2 separate regions of the Homo sapiens genome follow, and region 1 is linked to region 2. The links are chromatin loops, found by intact Hi-C in ENCODE. Cell type or tissue: HCT116. All regions are shown on one strand. Region 1 overlaps ADCK1 (aarF domain containing kinase 1). Region 2 has its middle 15 kb from the start of NRXN3.

Region 1 (8,000 bases), 310 kb before region 2:
AGCCTTGAGAAGCAGTCGGAGTCCATGACTGTCCTGGAAGCCAGGCCTGGTGTGATGGGGCTTTGAGCTGACCCCTGCATGATTCAAGACAGGACTGTGGAGGGCTTTCTGGGTGTCTTGTGATGGGCAGGTGGCTCTCATTGAGTGAATCATCTGTGATTCCATATCCTGACTGGTTTTTGGGAAAAACCCCTGTTCTGGATCCTCCAACAGAGACCCTCTAGTGATCTGCCCAGCTGATCCCTGCTGAGAAAGGGCAGAGTGGGGGCTGGTGGGAAGGAGGCCTTCCCACTGGGGAACGGTCAAGTCATTGTCCCTGACATTGGAAAGCTCTGTTGCTCTGGGTCTCTCACTGGGTCCCAGACTCGTTTGGTTGCAACCTGGCCATGTCTAGGGTTGCTCCCCTGCTTTTTCTTCTGTGGACCCGAAGCGGAGAAGCTGATCATATCCATGGAGCTGCTGCATGGGCAGAAGCCCCATCTTCTCCAAGAGAGGCTCAGACAAAAAGAGGATTTTGAGCCACACTGGGTGAAAGGAACTCCTTGCTCTGCCCTTCATCCTGGGATTGTGGAAGGCAGTAACATCACTTGTGAGAGGGGAGAGGCGTGGCACGGAGAATGGGTCAAGTCAGGACTAGGAGGAGGTGAAGGGAGGCAGGCTTGGGTCCAGGCTGAGAGGATTTTTCGCAGGTGAAAAGGAGAGTGGTGTGGTGAGATTATGGAGATGCTATGCAAGGGCCTGGGGGCAGGGGATGGCACAGGAGAGAGCTGATAACTGTGGTTGGAGGGTAGAGAGTGAGGTGGGGAGTGTAAGAGATGAAGCCGCAGGACAGCTGGGCTGCCTTGTATGGGCCTGTCAGGAGTTTAAACTTCATACCAGGCTGGGCGCTGTGGCCTACACCTGTAATCCCAGCACTTTGGGAGGCTGAGGTGGGTGGATCACTTGAGGTCAGGCGTTCGAGATCAGCCTGGCCAACATGGCAAAACCCCATCTTTACTAAAATACAAAAATTAGCTGGACGTGGTGGCAGGCGCCTGTAGTCCCAGCTACACAGAAGACTGAGGCAAGAGAATTGCTTGAACCCAGGAGGTGGAGGTTGCAGTGAGCTGAGATCCTGCTACTGCCCTCCAGCCTGGGTGATGGAGTGGGACTGTCTCAAACAAACAAAAAACCCCACAAAAAACCCACTTCATACCAGGGCCAGTGAGGCAGTGAGGACCTTTGAAGGGTTATCGTTGAAGATTGTTTCCCTTTTCCCACTGTGGCCAGTGTGCTGCCCTTCCTGGCCCTGCCTTGTTGGGCTGCACAGTCCTCTAGTGTGGCCCAGTTGCTGTCATCAGAGACCCCATGCTTCTAGGGCTTCCCTGGCTTCCTTCTCACAATGATTCCCAATCTGTTTCTATAACGAGGCCTTCCAGATCCCCCTGTGTGTTCATGAATTTGTTCCCAATCTCAGAGTTTGTTTTCTGGCTTACTGGAACAGTTCCCGGGAGCCCAGACGTGGCCAGAGCCATGGTGGCCGTGTGGCCTAACCCTGAGACTTAGCTGGGGCTCAGCTGGGGACCAGGGTGGGTGGGTGTTGTGAGGAACCGGGGAGGGCAACACTGAGGGCCCCATAGTGGGTAGTGGCCACCTGGATGTTTTTCTTCTTCTTTTAAAAATTTTTTAAAATAAATAGAGATGGGGGTCTCATTTTGCTGACCAGGCTGGTCTCGAACTCCTGGCCTCAAGCAGTCCTCCTATCTTGGCTTCCCAAAGTGCTTGGATTACAGGCATGAGCCCCGGCCTGGATGTTTTTCTTCTCACTTACAAGGAATGTGTAATGGTGTGGATGGGCAGCAGAGTGTAGAGAAAGACAGATGTTTTGCAATTAGAGGGCAATGTTTCAAACCCTGAATCTACTATTTACTGGCTGAGTAAGCTTGGTAAGACCTCTAACTTTTTGGAGCCCAAGTTCTTGCATCCGTGCAATGAGGAGAATGATAGTACCTATCTCAAGGGCTTTTACCTGGGTCAGGTGAGATAATGTGTGTGAAAGACTTCATGCATTTTATTTTATTTATTTATTTACTTAAGATGGAGTTTTGCTGTGTGGCCCAGACTGGAGTACAGTGGTGCGATCTTGGGTCACTGCAGCCTCCACCTCCTGGGTTCAAATAATTCTCCTATCTCAGCCTCCTTAGTAGCTGGGATTATTGGCACGTGCCACCATGCCTGGCTAATGTTTTTATTTTTAATAGAGATAGGGTTTTGCCATGTTGGCCAGGATGATCTCCAACTCCTGACCTCAGGTGATCCTCTCACCTCAGCCTCCAAAAGTGCTGGGATTACAAAGACATGAGTCACCATGCCCGGCCTGTTTATTTTTTTTGAGAGAGTGTCTTACTCTGTTGCCCAGGCTGAGGTGCAGTGGTGTAATTTTTTTTTTTTTTTGAGACGGAGTCTCACTCTGTCGCCCAGGCTGGAGTGCAGTGGCATGATCTCAACTCACTGCAAGCTCCGCCTCCCAGGTTCACGTCATTCTCCTGCCTCAGCCTCCTGAGTAGCTGGGACTACAGGCGCCCGCTACCACGCCCAGCTAATTTCTTTTTGTATTTTTAGTAGAGACGGGGTTTCACCATGTTAGCCAGGATGGTCTCCATCTCCTGACCTCGTGATCTGCCCGCCTCGGCCTCCCAAAGTGCTGGGATTATAGGCGTGAGCCACCGCGCCCGGCCACAGTGGCATAATTATGGCTCACTGCAGCCTCAAACTCCTTGGCTCAGGGGATACTCTCATCTCTGGCTCCTGAGTAACTGGGACCAAAGGCATATGCCACCACACCCAGCAATTTTTAAATTTTTTGCAGAGACAGGGTCTCTCTATGTTGCTTAGGCAGGTCTTGAACTCTTGGCCTCAAGCAATCCTCCCGCCTTGGCCTTCCAATATGTTGGGATTATAGACATGAGCCACCTTGCCTGGCCAACTGGTACTCTCTAATTTACCTTTGATTCTTCTTTGCCCTATGAGTTCTTTAGAACGGTGTTATTTAGTTTTCTTTCTTTTTTTTGAGATAGGGTCTCGCTTTGTTGCTGAGGCTGGAGTGCAGTGACATGATCATGGCTCACTACAACCTTGACCTCCGGGGCTCAAGCAGTACTTCCACCTTTCAGCCACTCAAGTAGCTGGGACTACAGGCATATGCCACCATGCCTGGCTAATTTTTCTTCATTTTTATTTTTTGTAAAGATGGGCTCTCATTATGTTGCCCAGGCTGCTCTCGAACTCCTGGCCTCAGGTGATCCTTCCAGCTCAGCCTCCCTAAGTGCTAGGATTACAGGCATGAGCCACTGAGCCCGGCCTTGGTTTTCAAATATTTGGGAATTTTCCAGAGATTTCTTGGTTATTGATTTATACTTTGGTTCCATTGTGGTCAGAGAAAATATTTTATACATTTTGATCCTTTTAAATTTACTGAGATCTGCTTTATGACTCAGAATGTGGTCTGTCAGCTGCATGTGGTGGCTCATGCCCATAATCCCAGTGCTTTGGAAGGCTGAGGCAGAAGGATCATTTGAGGCCAGGAGATTGAGACCAGCCTGGGCAACATAGTGAGACCAGCCTGGGCAACATAGTGAGACCCTGACTCAACAAAAAATTTTAAAAAATTACCTGGGTGTGGTGGTGTGTGCCTGTAGTCTCAGCTACTGGGGAGGCCAAAACAGGAAACTCCCTTGAGGCCAAGAGTTCAAGGCTGCAGTAAACAATGATGGTGTCACTATACTTCAGCCTAGGAGACACAGTAAAACCTTGTCTCAAAAAACAAACAGAAAGAATATGGTCTCTCTTGGCAAATGTTCCTCTTATACTTGAAAATAATGTATATTCTGCTGTTGTTGGACAGTGTTCTATAAATGCCAGTTCAGATTGGTTGATAGTGTTCAAGTCTTTTATATCCTAACTCATTTTCTATCTATTTGTTATATCATGTATTGAGAAGATATTGAAATCTCTGCCTATAATGTGGATTTTTCTGTTTCTCTTTGCAGTTTCATTAGTTTTTTTACGTCATGTATTTCGAAGCTGTTATTGGGTGCATAAATGTTTAGGATGGTATATCCTCTTGATGGATTGATCCCTTTATTGTTATGAAATAATTTTCTTTATCCCTGATAATATTCTTTTCTCTGAAATCAATTTTGTCTGCTATAAATATAGCTGTTTCAGCTTTCTTTTGATTAGCATTGGCATGATATATCTTTTTTTTTTTTTTTTTTTTGAGATGGTGTCTTGCTCTGTTACCCAGGCTGGAGTGCAGTGGCGCAATATCTGCTCACTGCAAACTCCACCTCCCGGATTCACGCCATTCTCCTGCCTCAGCTTCCCGAGTAGCTGGGACTACAGGTGCCCGCCACCACGCCTGGCTAATTTTTTTTTTTGTATTTTTAGTAGCGATGTGGTTTCACCATGTTAGTCAGGATGGTCTCGATCTCCTGACCTTGTGATCCGCCTGCCTTGGCCTCCCAAGGTGCTGGGATTACAGGTGTGAGCCACCACACCCGGCCCGATGTATCTTTTTTTTTATCCTTCTATTGGGTTGGTGCAAAAGTAATCAGTTTTTGCCATTACTTTTAATGAAGACAGCTATTACTTTTGCATCAACTCCGTACATTTAACCTATTTGTGTTTTTATATTTGAAGAGCGTTTCTTTTAGGCAGCATACATTTGGGTCTTTTTTTTTTTTTGAGACAGAGTCTTGCTCTGTTGCCCAGGTTGGAATGCAGTGGCACAATCTTGGCTCACTACAACTTCTGCCTCTTGGGTTCAAGCAATTCTTCTGCCTCAGCTTCCCGAGTAGCTGGGACTACAGGTGCGTGCCACCACGCCTGGCTAATTTTTGTATTTTCAGTAGAGACAGGGTTTCACCATATTGGTCAGGCTGGTCTTGAATTCTTGACCTCATGATCTGTCCACTTTGGCCTCCCAAAGTGCTGGGATTACAGCTGTGAGCCACTGCGCCTGGCCATATTTGGGTCTTTTTAAGAGTAGTTTGACAATCTCTTACTTTTACTTAGGGTGTTTAGGGATAGTTGATAAGGTTGGATTTATGTCTTTGTTCTAGTTATTCGTTTTCTGTTTGTCCTATTTGTTCTTCATTCCTGTTTCCTTTATCACGCCTTCTTTTGGATTGGGTATTTTTCATGGTTGTATTTTACCTCCTTTGTTGGTTTATGAGTTATAATTCTTTTTGTTACTTTAATGATTGCTTTAGTTTATAGTATACATCTTGTCAGTCTATATTTAAGTGATATTATAGTACTTCAAAGAGTATAAGAATCTTAAAATCGTATACTTTCATTGCTTCTGAAGTTTTATGCTATTGATGTAATACATGCTTTTATGTTATAAACACCACATTACATTGTTAATAATTTGGTTAAGCAATCATTTGTCTTTTAAAGAGATATAAAATATAAAAAAGTTCTTGTATATTTACTCATAAAGTTGCTATTTCTGGTCTCTCTGTTCCCTTATATAGATTCATATTTTTATCTGGTTTCATTTTTCTTCTGCCTGATGAAGGCTCTTTATTATTTATGTATTTATTTATTTAATTTTTTTTTTTGAGACAGAGTCTCGCTCTGTTGCCCAGGCTGGAGTGCAGTGGTGCGATCTCGGCTCACTGCAACCTCTGCCTCCCGGGTGCAAGTGATTCTTCTGCCTCAGCCTCCAGAGTAGCTGGGACTACAGGTGCGCGCCACCACGCCTGGCTAATTTTTATATTCTTAGTAGAGGCGGGGTGTCACCTTATTGTCTAGGCTGGTCTCAAACTCCTGACCTCGTGATCCACCTGCCTTGGCCTCCCAAAGTGCTGGGATTACAGGCATGAGCCACCAAGCCTGGCCAGTTCTTTAACATCTCTTGTAGTGCAGGAGATGTTATCTCCTACAGTTTTCCTACATCTGCAAGAACTTTTATACCTTTATTTTTGAAAAATTTTCTTTGCTGGGTTTAGAATTCTTTGTTTTCAGAGATGTTGCTATACTAACTTCTGCTCATATTGTTTCCAGTGAAAAATCTGCCATCATTCGTATCTTTATTCTTCTGTCTGTATCTTTTTTCTCTGTATAAATTGTTTAAAAATATTATGTAGCTTTCTTCATGTTTCTTGTGCTTGGGGCTTGTTGAGGTCCTTGAATTTATTAGTTTATACATTTAAAAAAAATCAAATTTGAAAAAATTTCAGCCATTATTTCTTTAAATAAATAAATATATATATATATATATATATATATATATATATATATATATATTTCACTCCTCATCTCTTCTCCTTTGGGGACTTCAACTACATATTTACTAGGCTGCTTGAATTTGTTCCACAGTTCACTGATGTTCTTTTCAGTAAGAAAAAATTATTTTTACTTCTATGTGTTTCATTCTGAATAGTTTCTATTGCCAGGTTTTCAAGTTCACTAATCTTTTATGTGTGTATATATATATATATATATATATATTTTTTTTTTTTTTTTTTTTTTTTAGAGACAGGGTCTTGCTGTGTTGCCCAGGCTGGTCTCAAAATCTCTGGCTCAGGCAACCCATCGTCCCCCTTGGCCTCCCAAAGTGCTGGGATTACAGGTGTGAGCCACCATGCCTGGCCTGATATTTTTTTCCCCCTGCAATGTCTAATCTGCCATTAATTGCATCTTGTGTGCTTTTCATCTCATGCATTACATTTTTCATCTCTAAAAGTTTGATAGGGTTCTCTTTCTGTCTCTTTTATGTCATCCATGCCTTGGCTTACTGCAACCTCTGCCTCCTGGTCTCAAGCAATTGTCCTGCCTCTGCCTCCCAAGTAGCTGGGATTTCAGGTGCATGCCACCGTGTCTAGCTAATTGTTGTATTTTATGTAGAGATGGAGTTTTGCCATATTGCCCAGGCTGGTTTTGAACTCCTGAGCTCAGGTGATCTGCCTGTCTCAGCCTCCCAAAATGCTGGGATTACAGGTGTGAGCCACTGTGCCTGGCATTGTGCTTTTATTTTTAGGGTGGTAGATATTTTTGTATTCTTATAAATATTGAGCTTTGTTCTGGGACACAGTTAAGTTACCTGAAGTAGTTTGCTTTTTTTGGATCTTGCTTTTAATATTTGTTAGATGGGAATGGAACAGTATTTGTTTTGGGATATATGCCATTACTGACGCAAGGCCCTTCTGGGTGTTGCCACAAATGTCCCATGAACTATGAGATTTTTTTCATCTTGGCTGGTGGAAATAGGTCCTGTGTGAATGCTGGGTACTGTTAACCCTAAGCTTTTTGGGTTATTCTTTTCCTGGACTCAGACAATTTTTGGATATGCACGTGCTGATTGGTACTCAGCTGTATATGCGGTGGGGTCTCTGCAGATCTTTAGTGTTCTTTTTTTGTACAGCTCTCTCCTCACTGCTCTGTCCCTTGAACTCTTTCTGGACTCTCAGCTGTATCTCCTCAATTGAGGAGTCTTCTGGTCACTGCCTGGCTTCCCCTCCCTGCCACTTCAGCCTGGAAACTCCCAATGCAGTGAACTGGGGCATTCATCATGTTCACCTTGTCACCTTGTTTCTTTCTCATCTTTCAGGAATCACTCTTCTTCCTTGCCTAATGTCAAGTGTCTTGAACACCATTGTTTTATATATGCTGTCCAGTTTTTTCAGATGGGAAGGTAATTTTAGCTCCTGTTTTGGAAGAAATGTCAAGGTTGACATCATGATTTATGGCCTGAAAAAGTCCAAGTTTAGCCTTGCCATTTTCTAAGATGGAGAAGACTGGGAAGAACAGGTTTGGTGGTGGTGGGAGTGGTGGGAAAGTCAGGCTAAGTTTGAAGAGCCTGTTGGATATTGGAGTAATTGATGTTAGAGAGGCAGTTGTAATCAGCAAGCTCCAGTAAGAGGAGAGGTCTGGGAAGGAGATACACATTTGTGTGTATCAATGTGCAGATGGTATTTACAGCCATGATACTGGATGAGATCCCCAAGGGAGTA
Region 2 (8,000 bases):
GTGGGCTGAGAGCTGAGGCCCCTTCCTCCTGAACCACACCCTGGAGAAAAGGACACGTCTCTTATGTTGGGATGACACATCTTAGTTTTCACAACATTTTATATTACCTGCCTTATCTTGTTTCATCCCCTGCCTCCCACCCATAAATCTTGTGAAACAGGGAGACTAGGACTATAGAAAACATAATTGGGGATGTGAGAGGTTAAATGATATGCTCAGGTTAATGCCTCTAGTTAACAGTTGGACCTGGACAAGAATCCAGGGCCCCTGACTCCTAGTCCAGGCCTCTTTCCACTGCATCCCATAGGCTAAAGGGCCTGGAATCACAGCACGATGATCCCTTTGTGTCTGCACATTTTGCCTTGGACACCGCCTGGCCTTCCTACACCTCTTCTCCTAATGGTCACTCAAGTTCTGTGTCCTATATCCTATCAAGCCCTGACCTGTAGGCAAGGCAGATAGGCCAGGGAGCTTGATCCCCAGGTGTTTATGTGGGGAAAAAGGTATGAGTTGTGGGGTGTGTGGGTGGGAGGAGGCTGAGGAACACATGCTCCGTATTAATCTTTATTTCAATGAAGTTGTTTGAGTTCATGCTTTATTGCAGTGCTTTAAAATAATGTGTTTCTAACAGTGCCCCCGGGGGTAGCACTTGCACTTTTGAGATCCTATTGCCAGAGTGGCTCACGAGACCAACCACAATAATAGAAAATGAGGCACCCCCTGGTGCACCATCTGAATTTATAATAGCAATTTCTATGATGCCCCGAGGCCAGCTCTGTTTGTATTTGAGAACATGCGAGAGCTTGGCAGTGAGGGGGTGGCTCCTCCCTTCCTGCCCGGCGTTGATCTTGGCTCCTCTTTTACCTGGTGAAAACTCCTTCCTTGGCTTCATGCATTTGGGTCTCATTTTTAGTCTCCAAGGAAAGGACTCATCCTCTGCCACTTTGGTGTTGGTGTGGGCAGGGAGGCTGATGAAGGGGGAGTGGTCTCCTGCCGTCTGTCAGCCACTTCCCTCCTTCTTCCTGCCTCTCAGCACCCTGCGTGCAAAGCAGAAAGTTGCTCTGGGGCCTCTTGAGCCTTCATATCATAGCGGTGAAATATGAAATGACAGCATCATGAAATGGACTTGGTCTCATTAAGATTCCAAACGGCAGTCTGTTCCTCTCCCCCCACCCCCACAATTCAGTCAGAGACCTACACCACGGTGCAGAAGGTAGAAATGGGTCAGTGCTGCCGGGGATGGGGGTGGGGGGTCTGGCAGGAGAAGCAAGGATAAAGGGCCAGCATGGTCAGGCTGGGACAGCAGGCCCAAGGACATACCAGGGGACCGAGAGAGCTGAATCACCCGCCAGAACTTCTGGAGACAAGAACACAGGGTTTGGCTGGTGCCTCTGAAAGCTCACCCACACAGAAAGCTTTCCTGGACCCAAAAGAGGGATAGAGGTGGGGTGGTTACACAAAGACAAGAAATCCCCATTTCCTTGCAAACTGCTTAGTGATTTCTGGGCAAACTGCCCAGAAATATTTGATGTGAAAAATGAACAACAGCACCCCCTTCCCTTCATCCAATAAAAATAAATCCTTCTTTACAGAAAGTGTGAGCAGCATTTGCACACAGGTTATGCATTCTCCATGAGGCTGTGTGTGTGTGTGTCATTTTGCCTCATGGCAGAAGCCCATGAGAAAGCCAGTGCCATTCATTCATTCAATCATACATTCATCAGATGCATTCAACTCCTATGTGCCAAGCACTGTGAGAGGCGGCGACACTGTGTGTCTTCGAAGAGGAAGACAAAATAGTTCCTGCCCTCAAAGACCACATGATCCTTTGTGTGTGTGCCTCGTGACCAAAACCCCATCTTGATTTCTTCGTCAGTGCAGACAGAGCTTCTTAGGTGGGTTTAGTTGTAAACTGCTTTCATGCCTGGAGGAGCCTCAGTTACTGGATATTTACCCAGAGGCAAAGTCTGACCCAATGTCTCACCACTCTGCACATTAGAATCACCTGGGCTGCTTGACCAACCACCCCCGCTTGGCTAGGTTGACACCCAATTTGTACTTGCAGGTATGGTGTACCTGCCAGCATGCCCCAGAGTGGTTGGGGCTCATGCCTTACTGGTCAGTAGATATTTTAACCATTATTCTTGGTCCTACACCAGACTAAAATATATATATATATAAAATAAAGATTCCTGGTAATGGAGGCCTAGGCATAGATAAGTCTTTTTAAAAAGCTTTCCTTGCCAGAAGTAGTGGTTCATGCCTATAATCCCAGCACTTTGGGAAGCCGAGGTGGGCAAGAGTTTGAGAACATCCTGAACAACATGGTGAAACCCTGTCTCTACAAAAAATACAAACATTAGCCAGGCATGTGCCTATAATCCTGGCTACTCAGGAGGCTGAAGTGGAAGGATCCACTGAGCCCAGGAGGTTGAGGCTGCAGTAAGCCGTGATCATGCCACTGCACTCCAGCCTGGGCGACAGAATGAGACCCTGTCTCAACAAACAAGCAAACAAATGAAAAACAAAAGAAGCCCCAGGATCTAATGTTGGGGCAGATGAACTACTCTGATGCTCACCCCCCACCCCGCCAATGGAGGGTCCCTGGCAGTAACATAATGTTATTTCCTAAGCAGATTGCTCAGTGTGGAGCTGCTGCTTAGCACAAGGTGAATGAAGGAAAATCAGAAACTCTCAGCTTTTGAATCTTAGTGGTTTGAGAAGCGGAAGAGTTCTGATCCAGCACCCTCTTCTTATATGTGATGCAACTTGGGTCCAGATGTCTGGAGGTAGATATTTGACACTTTCCCCAGGACACGTGAGATTTATTTCTGTAGCTGGAAAATATGAGACAAGGAAGCTGAAAGGTTGGGCTTTTTAGCAAGGGCCTTAAGACAGGGGCATTGTCAGCCCAAGAGAATCTTAAACCTTTATAGTTGGGCTAAGGGTGTAAATTATTATATGTTAAAAAAAAAACAACCTCTCTCAACAAAATGATTCTGCTGATGTGGGCTGCCTGTGTTGGAGCTGACAAAAAGCTGTTTTCCATGGCATGGTGGCTCTGGGAGGCACTCAAGGGGAAATCTCTGTGACTGCAGGGTTCTTGGCCTCTGTCAGGTACCCCCAGGCTCTCCAGCTGGCCTAGCTGGCTCTGTGTTGCCAATCTCTCATGAATTCCAGACATCTGACCTCACAACCCACTGACCTCAGGTAGACCTGTGTGTGCCTACCTGGGCCTCTGCCTACCTGGTTTCTCTTCTCTATTTTCTTGTTAGAGGATCCCACTCACCTCGATATGTCTGCTCCTGGAACCTGTCCCTTGGAATCAAGGATTCTGAAGATCCAGGCCTCTTAGGCTTATCTCCACTCCCCCAGTGGCCCTCTGCTGCCCCCACTTGCCGCAAGTTCACACTAACCACAGAAGTCCTGCAGGCCTGCACCACAGGGCTCAAAACACACTGTTTTTGCTCTGTGCCTGGTATTGTATTGCCTTAGGTCATCTGATTTATAGTCATTGCAGTCCTCAGTTAAGTATGATTTCCATTCTACAGATGAGAAAACTGAGTCTCAAGATAGGTAGGGCCCAGAGCTTGAAGAGGCAGTGCTAAGTTTAAACTCAGTATAATGCTACATGTGGGCTGCCTCTCTTAACTCTTTTGGTTCCAGAGGAAACAGCAGTTACTGTGAATAAAATGAGAAATGATCTTGGAATAATGCAAATTAACCACTAAGTCCTTAGAAAGTGATTGCAGTGAGACTTGATCATTCAGGATGCAGGACTGTTACATCTGTTAACCTATTTATGCCTGGGGTTGCAATTTTTTGAATTTTTGCAATCAGACCTTGGCAATGACCTTGAGCAGTAGGATATAAATAACTCCCACATGCTTAGTGTTCCAGTAATGGAACACTAGGCATATTAAGCACAGTGCTACCTTCCCCCACTCTTCCTTCTCATCTCAAGTGCCCTGCATGCCTCTCATCTTGCCATAGTGTAGGTGGCAGGAAAAGCAAGAATCTTGCGCTATCTCAGAACACAGAGCCCACTTAGAGTTCAAGAGTCAGGAAGTAGATAAACGAAAAGCAAAGGACGCAGACTCCAGTGAGCTAAGCAAGATAAGAAGGTGATAATCCACCAAAATTCAGCCGAGAAATCTGAAAAGAACTGGACAAGATGAGGTGGGGAGAAGGATGCATGAAAAAACCAGTGATGTGAGGTGCATGGGATGGGGACACTGGGAATCTGGGAAAGAGATCCCAGCACCAGCCTCTCTCGTAGGATCCCAGTGATGAGGCAGCCTCTCTCTGAGACTCAGCAGCCTTCACTTTCTCCTCCCATTGGTCAGACTCCATCCTGAGAGTGCTGGATGTAGAGGATGCAGGTGCTGGGAAATGACAACTGCTCCTAGATAGAGAGGTTATGAGGGAGGCGATGCAGGCATTTCTCTGACATCAAGTTTATCAGTGTTCTTTCTGTGAGGAGTTGTGAAGTGCGCCATTCCTAATGGGAGGGTGCACTGACCTCTGTATAATAGCACTCAGAGTGATGTTCTGAGTGTAAGGAATTGAATATATACATGTTGTGTCTGGTCATGTTTACGTCTACACTCACACATATAGTTACTCTGGAATGATACATTGTCATGTGGCACAGAGGTACTTTGAAGGATTCAGCACCTGAAGCTCAGTGAGGTGGTAGATAGCTAGAAGGTAAGAGTAGGAATTTTGAAGGAATAGCTAGGACTTGTAAAATCAGGGAGACACCGTAACTCTTGAAAGGCTAGAAGTCAAGTTCAGACAAGTTTGCTAAGGGTAGGAGATTTCAGACAAGTTTGCTAAGAGTAGGAGATATAACTCTTGAAAAGCTAGAAGTCAAGTTCAGACAAGTTTGCTAAGGGTAGGAGATACCAAGTGAGCACCTCCAGGCCAAAGTAGGGTCCAGAACCTGAGAATTAGCTGGACACATGTCACCAATGGCACAAGTGAGAGCCACCAAGGTGTGCTCTAGTTTTATGGCAAAGCTTTGTCTTAGCCAGTGACACCAGACACTTCAGGTCAACTCCTTTTCCTTTCTTTCCTAATTGTTAAGCTAGTGGAGAAAACCAGCACAAGAAAAGCCTTGGCCATTTGCAGAATACAAGATTTCAGGTGAAAGGTGACAGAGGAAAATATTATGCTTTATATTGTTAAGTTTTATTCAATTATTTATTGACTTAAAATGTATTGTGATGTGTCTGTGATAAGCCAGAAACTGTCTGCATGAGGATGGGATACATACAAAGATTAAAAAGAAAAATCCCTGCTCTCAAGGAGTTTAAAATCTAGAGAGGAAGAGACAGAGACATGCAAACAAATAACTCTAATAGGAGTTAAAAATAGCTTGCTGTGAGAACAAAGAGACGAGTAATTATGGAGGGAGAGTTAGAGACAACACCGTGAGGAAGTGAACTTTGATTTAGGCCTCGAAACACATTTTTTAATAGAAATATACTTTTTAATAGAAATATATTTTTAATTGGGTAAGGAGATGGAGAGGAGGAAGTAGGAGGGAATTTGGGGATGAGGGAACAGCATGAATAAAACATGGAGGTGTGAAAGTATGTAGCAGGTTCAAGAAAAGGCAGTTAATGCAGTGGACTTGCATTTAGGAGGTAGCTTGGGAAATGAGACGAAATAATTAGTATCCCCAATGAGAAGATTCCAGGTAATTATATAATCTTCTCACTTAAGCTGGCTAGTAGGTAGGGATCTAGAGTGAGGACCAGGTCTAGAAATAATATATTATCTTAAGCACACACAGTTGCTTCAACACATTTCCTCTTTACTCTCCCTCTTGCAGCAAAGCAGCTCTATTCTTTGTGAGAGTGCATACACCTCTTCTGTGCTTGTACACTCACACTCCGTTTTCTTTATGTACACACACTCAGACCTTTGTGAACACCTGTGACCCACCATGTGACCTCCAGCGTGTGCACCTCCTCACACCAGCTCAGTAGGATATGCAGAAGGCCAAGTGGCCATTAAATATCATTGAGCTTAGTAGGAAGAAGCAGAAATGGATTGCAAATCACGTGCAAAGTGATGCATTCTGCAAGTCAGCTAGAATAATTTCAGACCCTGGACCTCCTGCTAGAGTGAAGAATGACGTTTATAGAAGGGAAGCTTAGAATTAATCCTCCAAAATGATGGTAAAGTGAATTCTTCCCTGGATCTGCTGTGATTGCTCTTCCTCCCATTTCTGTCGCTCCTTATTATTGTAATGAGTTCTGCTCTCCAAAGTGAATAAAGTCACCATTCAGATAAGATCAGTTTTGTCTGGCGCAGCCAAGTTGATCTGATCACAATTTGGACTTCGGCTTTTGAATTCACCTTGGGCATTTAACTGCTGGGGGCTGGGGGGAATAAAAATGCTGATCTGGCACAAAAGCTGCAATCATTAGTCAGCTGCTTTCAGGCCCGCTCTCTCCAGCCCTGCTGCAGGATAGTAGATTCTTTTGATATTTATTGGACGTTAGGGCACTTTGGGAGACTTCAGTTAGATCCTGTACACCTGCTGAGTCTCCTGGTGTTCTCCGTGGTTCTGAGAAGACGGAGCCGGCCCCACGGAGAAGGCAGCTGCTGGGAGCTCTCCGTGGTGCTGGAAGCAATGCACTTCCACAGGAAATTTGAGGGGAAATTGCCCACAAGAGTTCTAAGGATCATTATTGCCCTACAGGAGGGTTGAGTTGGAACCAGAGTAGCAAGCATTTGAGGGCTTGCTGGATGGATGTCCATCGTACAAACTAATGACCACTTTCACATTTGTTCTTATTCTATGATGCCAACTGATTGTTTTATAATGCTTCATTTGGTTTTCTTCCTGGTGGTGAGGGGCAAAAGTAGATGCTTTATATTATTGTCCACTTGAAGCACAAACATAATGAAAGAGCTACAATTCATTTATTGCACAGGCATTTGTCAGGCACCTTTAATATGCTGGCTGATATGTGCTGGGAGTTGAGCCTTGGGCAAACTTATAACTCACACAGGAATCAGATGAGTTGTGACTCCAGGAGAGCTGTTTTTTGCCCTGACAAATACTGACATCTGGTTACTGACAATGCTGGACCTTAGATAGTGACTGTAGTCAAGAAGAGACCTGGGAAAAAGTCCTGGAAATGCTGGGCCTCCCTATGTGGCTTCTATAAACTAAATGTGAGTGTTATTAGTACAGAGTGTTATTAGTACATTGTGTGCCTTGAGGGGGTTCTAAAGGAAGCAGAGGTTTTAACAATTTTACACACCCTGATTCTTCATTTCTGCCTGTTTTTTAAACCTCTTCAAGCTTAGGCCTGAAATCAGCTTCCTGCTGGGATCTGCCTCCCTCAATTTGCACAGGGGTCTTTGTAATGATTGCCATGAGTAGTGATCTGGGAGAATGCCTGATGTTGTTGTGTGCATGAGTGTCCATGAAGGATGAATCTAACAATAAAGATGATAATATTTATATATTATTATTACTTATTACTCTCTGTGATTTGTTCTGAGTGCTTTACATATATTAAATCATTTAATTCTCACAAAAATGTTATGAGGTAAGTATTATTATTATAACTATTTTACAGATCATGAAAATGATGCACAGAGAAGTTAAATAACTTTCCAAAGGTCACATAGTTAGTAAGCAGTAGAACCAGAATTTGATACTAGGTAGTTTGCTTTCAGAGTCCCTTCTCTTAAACATGATGCTATAAAACATTGAAGATTATGACTTTCTGGGAAGTAGTTACACGTTTCCTGAGGCTAAAAAAAAGCTGGTTCCTTGACTCTCCCCTGTTCTCATGTTCTTCCTATAGTAAACGTCTCCCACCTCATTTTTTTTTTTGAGACGGAGCCTTCACTCTGTCGCCCAGGCTGGAGTGCAGTGGCATGATCTCAGCTCACTGCAAGCTCTGCCTCCCGGGTTCACGCCATTCTCCTGCCTCAGCCTCCTGAGTAGCTGGGACTGCAGGCGCCCGCCA

Evidence for each region. Hi-C counts contacts between places; a loop is a spot of excess contacts. Peaks named below come from ENCODE experiments on the same cell type or tissue, not always from the same donor. Only the 100,000 strongest peaks of a DNase experiment are listed, where the experiment ranks them.
Region 1: a loop joins it to region 2, with 2.2 times the contacts of the local background. A loop is called at or near these places in 23 of 110 quality-filtered maps.

Annotation. Positions count from the first base shown.
Region 1 is chr14:77,846,411-77,854,410 of GRCh38, forward strand. All of the region lies in intron 3 of ADCK1 (aarF domain containing kinase 1), which reads left to right. Among named protein-coding and RNA genes, the nearest start is that of ADCK1, 50 kb to the left of the region's middle. In HCT116, no CTCF peak of the experiment used is centred here; a DNase peak (open chromatin) is centred at 3,471.
Region 2 is chr14:78,151,644-78,159,643 of GRCh38, forward strand. No RefSeq gene overlaps it. Among named protein-coding and RNA genes, the nearest start is that of NRXN3, 15 kb to the right of the region's middle. In HCT116, a CTCF peak has its summit at 3,378; a DNase peak (open chromatin) is centred at 3,416; H3K27me3 peaks cover 1,890 bases.